Linked DNA regions of Homo sapiens: region 1 is linked to region 2. A link is an interaction called in ENCODE POLR2A ChIA-PET data of the cell type or tissue named here. Cell type or tissue: GM12878. All regions are shown on one strand.

What was found. Peaks named below come from ENCODE experiments on the same cell type or tissue, not always from the same donor. Only the 100,000 strongest peaks of a DNase experiment are listed, where the experiment ranks them.
Region 1: POLR2A ChIA-PET joins it to region 2 with 5 read pairs; 4 of 35 experiments call an interaction of 5 or more read pairs at or near these places.

What each region holds. Positions count from the first base shown.
Region 1 is chr2:138,585,070-138,589,069 of GRCh38, forward strand. No RefSeq gene overlaps it. Among named protein-coding and RNA genes, the nearest start is that of LINC02631, 15 kb to the right of the region's middle. In GM12878, no CTCF peak of the experiment used is centred here; no DNase peak of the experiment used is centred here.
Region 2 is chr2:138,521,750-138,525,749 of GRCh38, forward strand. All of the region lies in intron 1 of SPOPL (speckle type BTB/POZ protein like), which reads left to right. Among named protein-coding and RNA genes, the nearest start is that of SPOPL, 22 kb to the left of the region's middle. RefSeq lists enhancers at 2,371-2,420, 2,431-2,520. In GM12878, no CTCF peak of the experiment used is centred here; DNase peaks (open chromatin) are centred at 1,046 and 1,522; H3K4me3 peaks cover 2,169 bases; H3K27ac peaks cover 2,540 bases.

The DNA of each region.
Region 1 (4,000 bases), 63 kb after region 2:
GGCCATGAGCACAGAGGGTAGGAGCAGACCCAATATTGCCCAACTGTGCTGATGTGCTAGCACGAAAATGTAGGTTTAGAGTGAAACTAATGAAACTTCAGCTTCAAGGCTCATCACTGCACACATGAGCTCCTTTAAAGGCTCTGGGAGGGGTTCTAGTAATGCAATTGCATATTCGTATATTTTCATAAGATTTACAAAATAAAATATTTGACTGCCATTGATTAAGACGTTGGCCTCTATTCACTCCCCAACTTTCTGTCACTCTTCCCCTAGTGTTGGGGAGGTAATGGAGTGGCTACAGGCGTTAAGAGGTTCCAACTAAGGAAACTTGAGTTGGAAATCTATTTCTGCTGTGTTTTGTGGGATCTGTGCATGTGGGACACACAACAGGTTTTAGAAATAATCTTGCCCACCAGGCTAACTCTCTGAAACTGTAAAAAAGGTGAAAAGCTAGATGTTGTACATGATATAAACATGTCGTCTTGCAGCTGGCATTGAAGTAAATGGGTAATTAAATAGAGAAACAATGTTTGAAATATATGGAGCCAAATGGCCTGTGGGAAAGCCTTCCAACTCTCAGATATGTAACATTTCAAGAGGTAAATTCAATTCTCATTAATACCTAGACAAAATGGAAGTTGTGTTCTGTAAGTATATTTTCAGAAATGCACATATATAATTATCAATGCATAATCATATTTTTCTTTTTTGATGGAATTTGTGTGAAATTTATCACATTTTCTATGTATGTAGGGCGCAAAGCCTGTACAAGTACTCCTAACAGCTATACAGCTTCATGACATGTGAAGTCATGTTTTATGCATCTTAACATACTGCATCTCATTACCAGTAATAAGTTGTGAAGGCAGAAGTTTTTTAAAAAAACTATCAGTCCTGTAACACAAATTTCATCAGCCATGTTTCAGACTAAATTTTGTTTCCATTACCTTTTTAGAGATATTAGAAAATTGTCAGTATGAACAAGTGCCCTTCAAAGGTTTTACGCCAAACAAATTGTGGGAAAAGAAGAAGTATAGTGTATATCAGACAATTAATAAAACATTGTGTTGTTTACATTGATTTTGTGATGTCTATGTCAGCTTTTCAAGGTTTGTAATTTATTATAATTCCTTATCTCATTTGAAATCTTCACTTTTCTAACTAATTTTTTTATAATAATTTAGTTTTTTTATAGAGGCCCCCTAAAAATGTATAAACTTCAAGCCTCACAATACCTGTAATGGCCCCTGACAGTGAGAAAATGCAAGATAGGACAGGTGTTCTGGAAAGGGACATTAGTTCACTCCTAACACTGCTGAGAGCATCTAGTTTATTACTAAACTGGAATGAATCATTCCACAGATGGGACTACTCTCAGAAATTGACTTCTTTGCTTTTAGTGCCTAGCTATGGACTCTCTAATTCTGCGTAATGGATCAGCTGCATTCTAGAGCAGATGTTGTCCAAAGCCTTTGGGTATCTTTGTGCTTAATGACTTTCTCTTTCAAATGAGCATGAGACTTCTCAAGCCTTCCTGTTTCCTTCTAGCAATATGGGGCAATCAGGACATAGGACCTTGAGACACCAAGATAAAAGTTTGTGATGTTCTCTCTGTTATTGCTCCAAGGAAACACTTTACCTTAATTCTCTCTCTCTTTAAAAAAAAAAAAAAATTAGGGTAAACCAAGGAAATCCCACTTACGTTTTACTAATTAGAAGTTGGGCTTACATTTTTTCTGAAACAGAACCAGGTGCACTGTGTTTCAGTGATTACAAATGCAATATTAATATTGCAGATATTCACAAGGTAATATTTCAAATGCAAACTCCTATTAAGAATGTGTTCAATTTATTCTGTTACTAGCCATCAAGAATCTCTGTAAACTTCCATAGATCTTGTCATTAATTATACATTGAAAATAGTAAGGAGTAAACTAGGTTTCCACTGTGATTTTTTTTTTTCTCATGGAATTCTAAAGAGCAAGCCAGCCCAATAGATTGATTTACCATAGTATTAATTCTCATTTAAGGGACAGTTGTCATACTGCATTGGGTAGTTTCCTCTGATCTTTTTTCAGTTTTGCACTTATCAATCTCGTACTTTCTAAGGCCAAGTCCCTTGATGTTTCCCTAGGAGAAAAATGGCTTTCAATACATAGACAGTAAAGAAAAAGGTGGACAACTTCAAATCAATTTAAAGAAGAGCTAATTATTTCAAATTTGACTTGCATCCATTTATTTATTTATTTATTTATTTATTTATTTATTTATTTATTTATTTTTGTTGTGGTTGAAACAAGCTGTCCTTTAATAAGACCACCTATGTTCTGTTTCTCAACTCTCAGGAAGTTGACTTCCTGAGCTGGGGAATGAAATGCCAGAAGAACAAATAGATGAAGCTGCAGCATCTTGCTGATCTGTAAATTCAGTGTTCCTCACAGCAACTCTATGCCTTCTGCCTGGATCAGGTATCTGCTCGTTTGTGTGTTCCAATTGGGCAGCATCTCATTTCTTCCCTTTCTCTCCAAAATTTTCCTTCATTTTATTTTTTGTAGAAAGGCCTTTAAGTAATGGCTATCTTTATTCCTTTTGGAGCTCATGGTATAATAAAACATTTACCTCTGTATTTGATCTACATTTAAGTTTAGTGATTTCCTATCTTCTTGGTCAATGCTTGTACCTCTTAGGGTTCTGAGTCTGTTCTATGAAAAAGTTGCTCAGAACCTCTCCCAAAATTGCCTTGGTTTAAGTGACCTTCTGCTTACAATGTTCAAACCTTTTTTTTTTTTTTTTTTTTTTTTTTTGGCTGATCCTTACTTTTTTCCCCTCGATTTCCCTGTTCTTTATTATTCTCCCTGGCCACACTTCTGCATTTTGTTGTCATTCAAAAAAAGCTGGAGAGAGAAAAATTACCTGGTAATTCTTATCCTCTCTACTGGGAGGATAAGGTGGGACTCATTCCACCTTGACAAGATGACTACTGATGACATCAAACAAGAGGACAGATTCTGCCTAGAGACCATTGGGATCCGACGCTGGGTTGCAACCAATGGTGAAATCAGAACATCACACTTACTAGGAGAGACTTTGTGAGCCAGTTATTTCAGACCAGTAGAAGTGAATTATCGTGAACTTAGAGTAAGAGGGAAGTATTTCTTAAGTTTCTCTTGTAGTGAACTGGAGTTTATCTCTCTGCTTCTGGGAGAGGTACCAATGTAATCCTGCTTGAAATGTCATTTTGGGAAAATATTTATTCATGGCACAGAGAAGTTTGAAAACCCTTGGATGAGATCGTATATTTTTCCAGCCACCTGAAATTGAGGTTTAATCTGTATTTTTATCTGTGTTTAATGCACATTCCTCACTTCGTCCCCAGGGTTCTCCTTAATAGTTTATTTCCTGAGTCTTCCTCCACTTACTCTAACCAGGGATATATCTTCAAAGGTCCAAATGACAACAAAATTTTGTGTATATCTTGACTCTTTGATAACACACTCAGTGTCCTTCTCTCTCTCTTATGTTACTGTCTGAACTCAAGGCTTAATTTATCAAATTACATCTGACTACTATTTAGGTCCTCCATTTTCTTAGATAGGGAAGATCACCAGTTATACCAACTATAATTATTTTTATACCACACCTTTTACAAGTAAACTTTAAAATACTATAGGAACTTTAAAAATTAAAGAAAAACCAAGACAAAATGTGTCAATCATTAAATAAGTTTTTGAGATTCCAGTTAGCCAAGGCAAAAAGAGAAAGCTAATGAATTAACATTATCCAATGTTAATGGATCGTATCCATTACCAAAGGAAGGCATCAGTTCCTCAAATAGCATTTTTCTAAATTTTGATTTCTTAATGTAATTGATAGATTACAACATTTCAATAAACCTAGTATCTCCCATGTTCTCCGATACTCTCATATATCTTCAGAATCTATAAAATGGTAATAATGTAGTAGTCTCATTTTATCCAAGGGGCATATGTTCCAGGAC
Region 2 (4,000 bases):
AAACTACCTCCTTGCTTTCAGTGTTGGAGAATGTTGTGGATTTCAAAAGAGATTCCCTAACATTGGAATAAGACCCCCCAAAAAAGAAGTTGAAAGTAAGCCAGTTCCTTAGCATAGTACCCAAGTAAAATGGAAGACTTATTCAGAGATGGAGGACAAATGAACACCTGGGGGAATGATGATGAGTTTTTTGTGTGTGTTAGCGGTATTGACAGCTTCCTAGTTCAGCCTTCAGACTAGAACAGAGGTTCTTAGTGTGAGATCCCAGGACGACCTGAGACTTTGTTAGAAATGCAAATTTGGGAAGCTGACCCGGACCCGCTGAACCCTTAACACCCGGATTGAAGCCCAGCATTTTGTTTTAACAGGCCCTCCAAGGTAATTCTACTGCACACTTAACTTTGAGACTTACTGCCCTAGAAAAACAGAAAGCCTTAAGGTCTACCATTGTAATCACTTGAGGGGGGATTGTTGCTTTAGGACCACATGAAATTGCCAATATTCTGCCTTTGACATACAAAAATGTCAGTGTCATGTAATTCAACCTGATACAATTGACTGAAAAAACCTGTCAGACTTTGAAGGGAGGTTGCCTTTTGCTTGGGGCAGAGAGCTCACACTACAGAATAGCTATTTCACTTATGCCTCAAGGACCCAGGTAAGTAAACTATAAGGTAAATGAAGGTATTTGTTCACCCCCACCCTTTTTTTTAAAACTGGGGTCCTGTGTAAATATATTACCAACGCCAGTTACTTCAGTGTACACATCCCTCCCTTCCTTTCCCCCAGCTCTGTTGGCTTCCCCTTTAAATAGAAATATATATAACTAAGAAGAAGGAATATTTTTTCCTGTCCTTAGCCAATTTTTTTTTCTTGAAGGTTCAGCTGTTGCCATTACTGCATCTTTAACCACCCCCTCTTCTTGCCCCTGCACATTCTTTTCTATAGCAGTGGTGTCCAGCTCTGCCACTTAGTCTAATCAGTCTTCTGAAAGACACAGCTGTTTCTATTTCAGAGACGAGCCTATCCATTTAGTACACATTTTAGTCAACTTTAAGTAAACTGGTTTTGAGTAATTAAAACTACAAGATGGACTTTCTGTTTTCACGTGTAGGTCAAAATTAGCTATTCCATTAATTCTCTCAAAACACGTAACTAGCCCCCTTCCTTTTTCATTTTATTTTTAAACCAACACTGAGTGTTGTGCTAGGCTTTGCCTTACAGAAATTAATAAACTAGAGATGATATTATACTTAGGTAATACCACAGCCATGCACATAAACTCTATAGTAAAAGACAATAAATGAAGTAGACTAATGAGGGTGTATATTAGTCCGTTTTCACACTGCCTATAAAGACATACCTGAGACCGGGCAGTTTACAAAAGAAAGGTTTAGTTGGACTTACAGTTCCACGTGGCTGGGGAAGCCTCACAATCGTGGCAGAAGGCACATCTCACATGACAGCAGACAAGAGAAGAGAGCTTGTGCAGGGAAATTCCCGTTTTTAAAACCATGAGATCTCATGAGACTTACTGTCACAAGAACATCACGAAAAACACCCACCCCCATGATTTAGTCATCTCCCACCAGGTCCCTGCCACAACACATGGGAATTATGGGAGCTATAAGATGAGATTTGTGTGAGGACACAGAGCCAAACCATATCATTCTGCCCCTGGCCCCTCTCAAATCTCGTATCTTCACATTTCAAAACCAATCATGCCTTTCCAACTGGTTTTGAGTAGTTAACCCCCAAAGTCTCAACTCAAAAGTCCACAGTCCAAAGTCTTATCTGAGACAAGTCCCTTCCACCTGTGAGCCTGTAAAATCAAAAGCAAGTTAGTTACCTCCTAGATACAGTGGGGGTACAGGCATTGGGTAAATATAGCTGTTCCAAATGGGAGAAATTGGCCAAAACAAAGGGGCTCCAGGCCCCCATGCAAATTCAAAATCCAGCAGGGCAGTCAAATCTTAAAGCTTCAAAATGATCTCCTTTGACTCCATGTCTTGAATCCAGGCCATGCTGATGCAACATCCTTTGGTCTCAAGCAGTTCTGCCCCTGTGGTTTTGCAGGGTACAGCCTCCCTCCTGACTGCTTTCACAGGCTGTTGTTGAGTGTCTGCGGGTTTTCCAGGCGCACGGTACAAACTGTCAGTGGATCTACCATTCTGGGGTCTGGAGGATGGTGGCCCTCTTCTCACAGCTCCACTGAGAGGTGACCCAGTAGGATTCTGTTGGGGGAGGGCTCTGACCCCACATTTTCCTTCCTCACTGCCCTAGCAGAGGTTCTCCATGAGAGCCCCACCCCTGCAGCAAACTTTTGCCTGGGCATTCAGGTGTTTCTATACATCTTCTGAAATCTAAGCAGAGGTTCCCAAACTTCAATTCTTGACTTCTGTGCACCTGCAGGCTCAACACCACATGGAAGCTGCCAAGACTTGAGGCTTCCACCCTCTGAGGCCACAGCCTGAGCTGTACCTTGACCCCGTTTAGTCACAGCTGGAGCGGCTGGGACCCAGAGCACCAAGTCCCTAGACTGCATAGGGCAGAGGGACCCTGGGCCCAGCCCATGAAACCATTTTTTCCTTCTGAACCTCCAGGCCTGAGATGGGAGGGGCTGCTGCAAAGGTCTCTGACATGCCCTGGAGACATTTTCCACATTGTCTTGGAATTAACATTTGACTCCTCATTACTTATGCAAATTTCTGCAGCTGACTTGAACTTCTCCTCAGAAAATGGGATTTTCTTTCCTATCACATTGTCAGGCTGCAAATTTTCCAAACATTTATACTCTTTCCCTTATAAAACTGAATGCCTTTAACAGCACCCAGGTCACCTCTTCAATGGTTTGCTGCTTAGAAATTTTTTCCACCAGATACCCTAAGTCATCTCTCTCAACTTCCAAGTTCCACAAATCTCTAGGGAGGGGCAGAATGCCACCAGTATCTTTGCTAAAACGTAACAAGACCCACCTTTGCTGTAGTTCCTAACACATTCCTCATCTCCATCTGAGACCACCTCAGCCTGGATTTCATTGTCCATATCATTATTAGCATTTTGGTCAAAGCCATTCAACATGTCTCTAGGGAATTCCAAACTCCCTATCTTCCTGTCTCCTTCTGAGCCCTCCAGACTGTTCCAGTCTCTGCCTGTTACCCAGTTCCAAATTCCCACATTTTCCTGCCTCCTTCTGAGCCCTCCAGACCGTTCCAGTCTCTGCCTGTTACCCAGTTCCAAAGCCACTTCCACATTTTTGGGTATCTTTTCAGCAGTGCCCCACTCTACTGGTACCAGTTTACTATATTAATCCGTTTTCATGCTGCTGATAAAGACATACCTGAGACCAGGCAATTTGCAAAAGAAAGGTTTAATTGGACTTACAGTTCCACGTGGCTGGGGAAGCCTCACAATCATGGCAGAAGGCAAAAGGCATGTCTCACATGGTGGCAGACAAGAGAAGAGAGCTTGTGCAGGGAAAGTCCCGTTTTTAAAACCATCAGATCTCATGAGACTCATTCACTATCATGAGAACAGCATGGGAAAGACCCGCCCCCATGACTCGTCTCCCATCGGGTTCCTCCCACAACACATGGGAACTATGGGAGCTACAAGATGAGATTTGGGTGGGAACACAGAGCCAAACTGTATCAGGGTGGTACAAGTGTTTCACATGAGCTGACTGGCAGTCAGTAACTGATTTCAGTTTTCCAGATAATTGACATACTGTGTTATATACTGCTTTTTTTTCCTACTTAATAGTGCTTTTTTAAAAATAGAAGTTGTGGCTGGGCATAGTGGTTCACACCTGTAATCCCAGCACTTTGTGAGCCAGGATGATTGCTCAGGGCCAGGACTTTGAAACCAGCCTGGGTAACAGCAAGACCTGCATCAGTATAAAAAGTAGAAAAAAAAAAAAAAAAAATACACAAAAAACAATTAGCAAAGTATGGTGGCACATGGCTGTATTCCCGGCTACTCAGGAGGCTGAGGCAGGAGG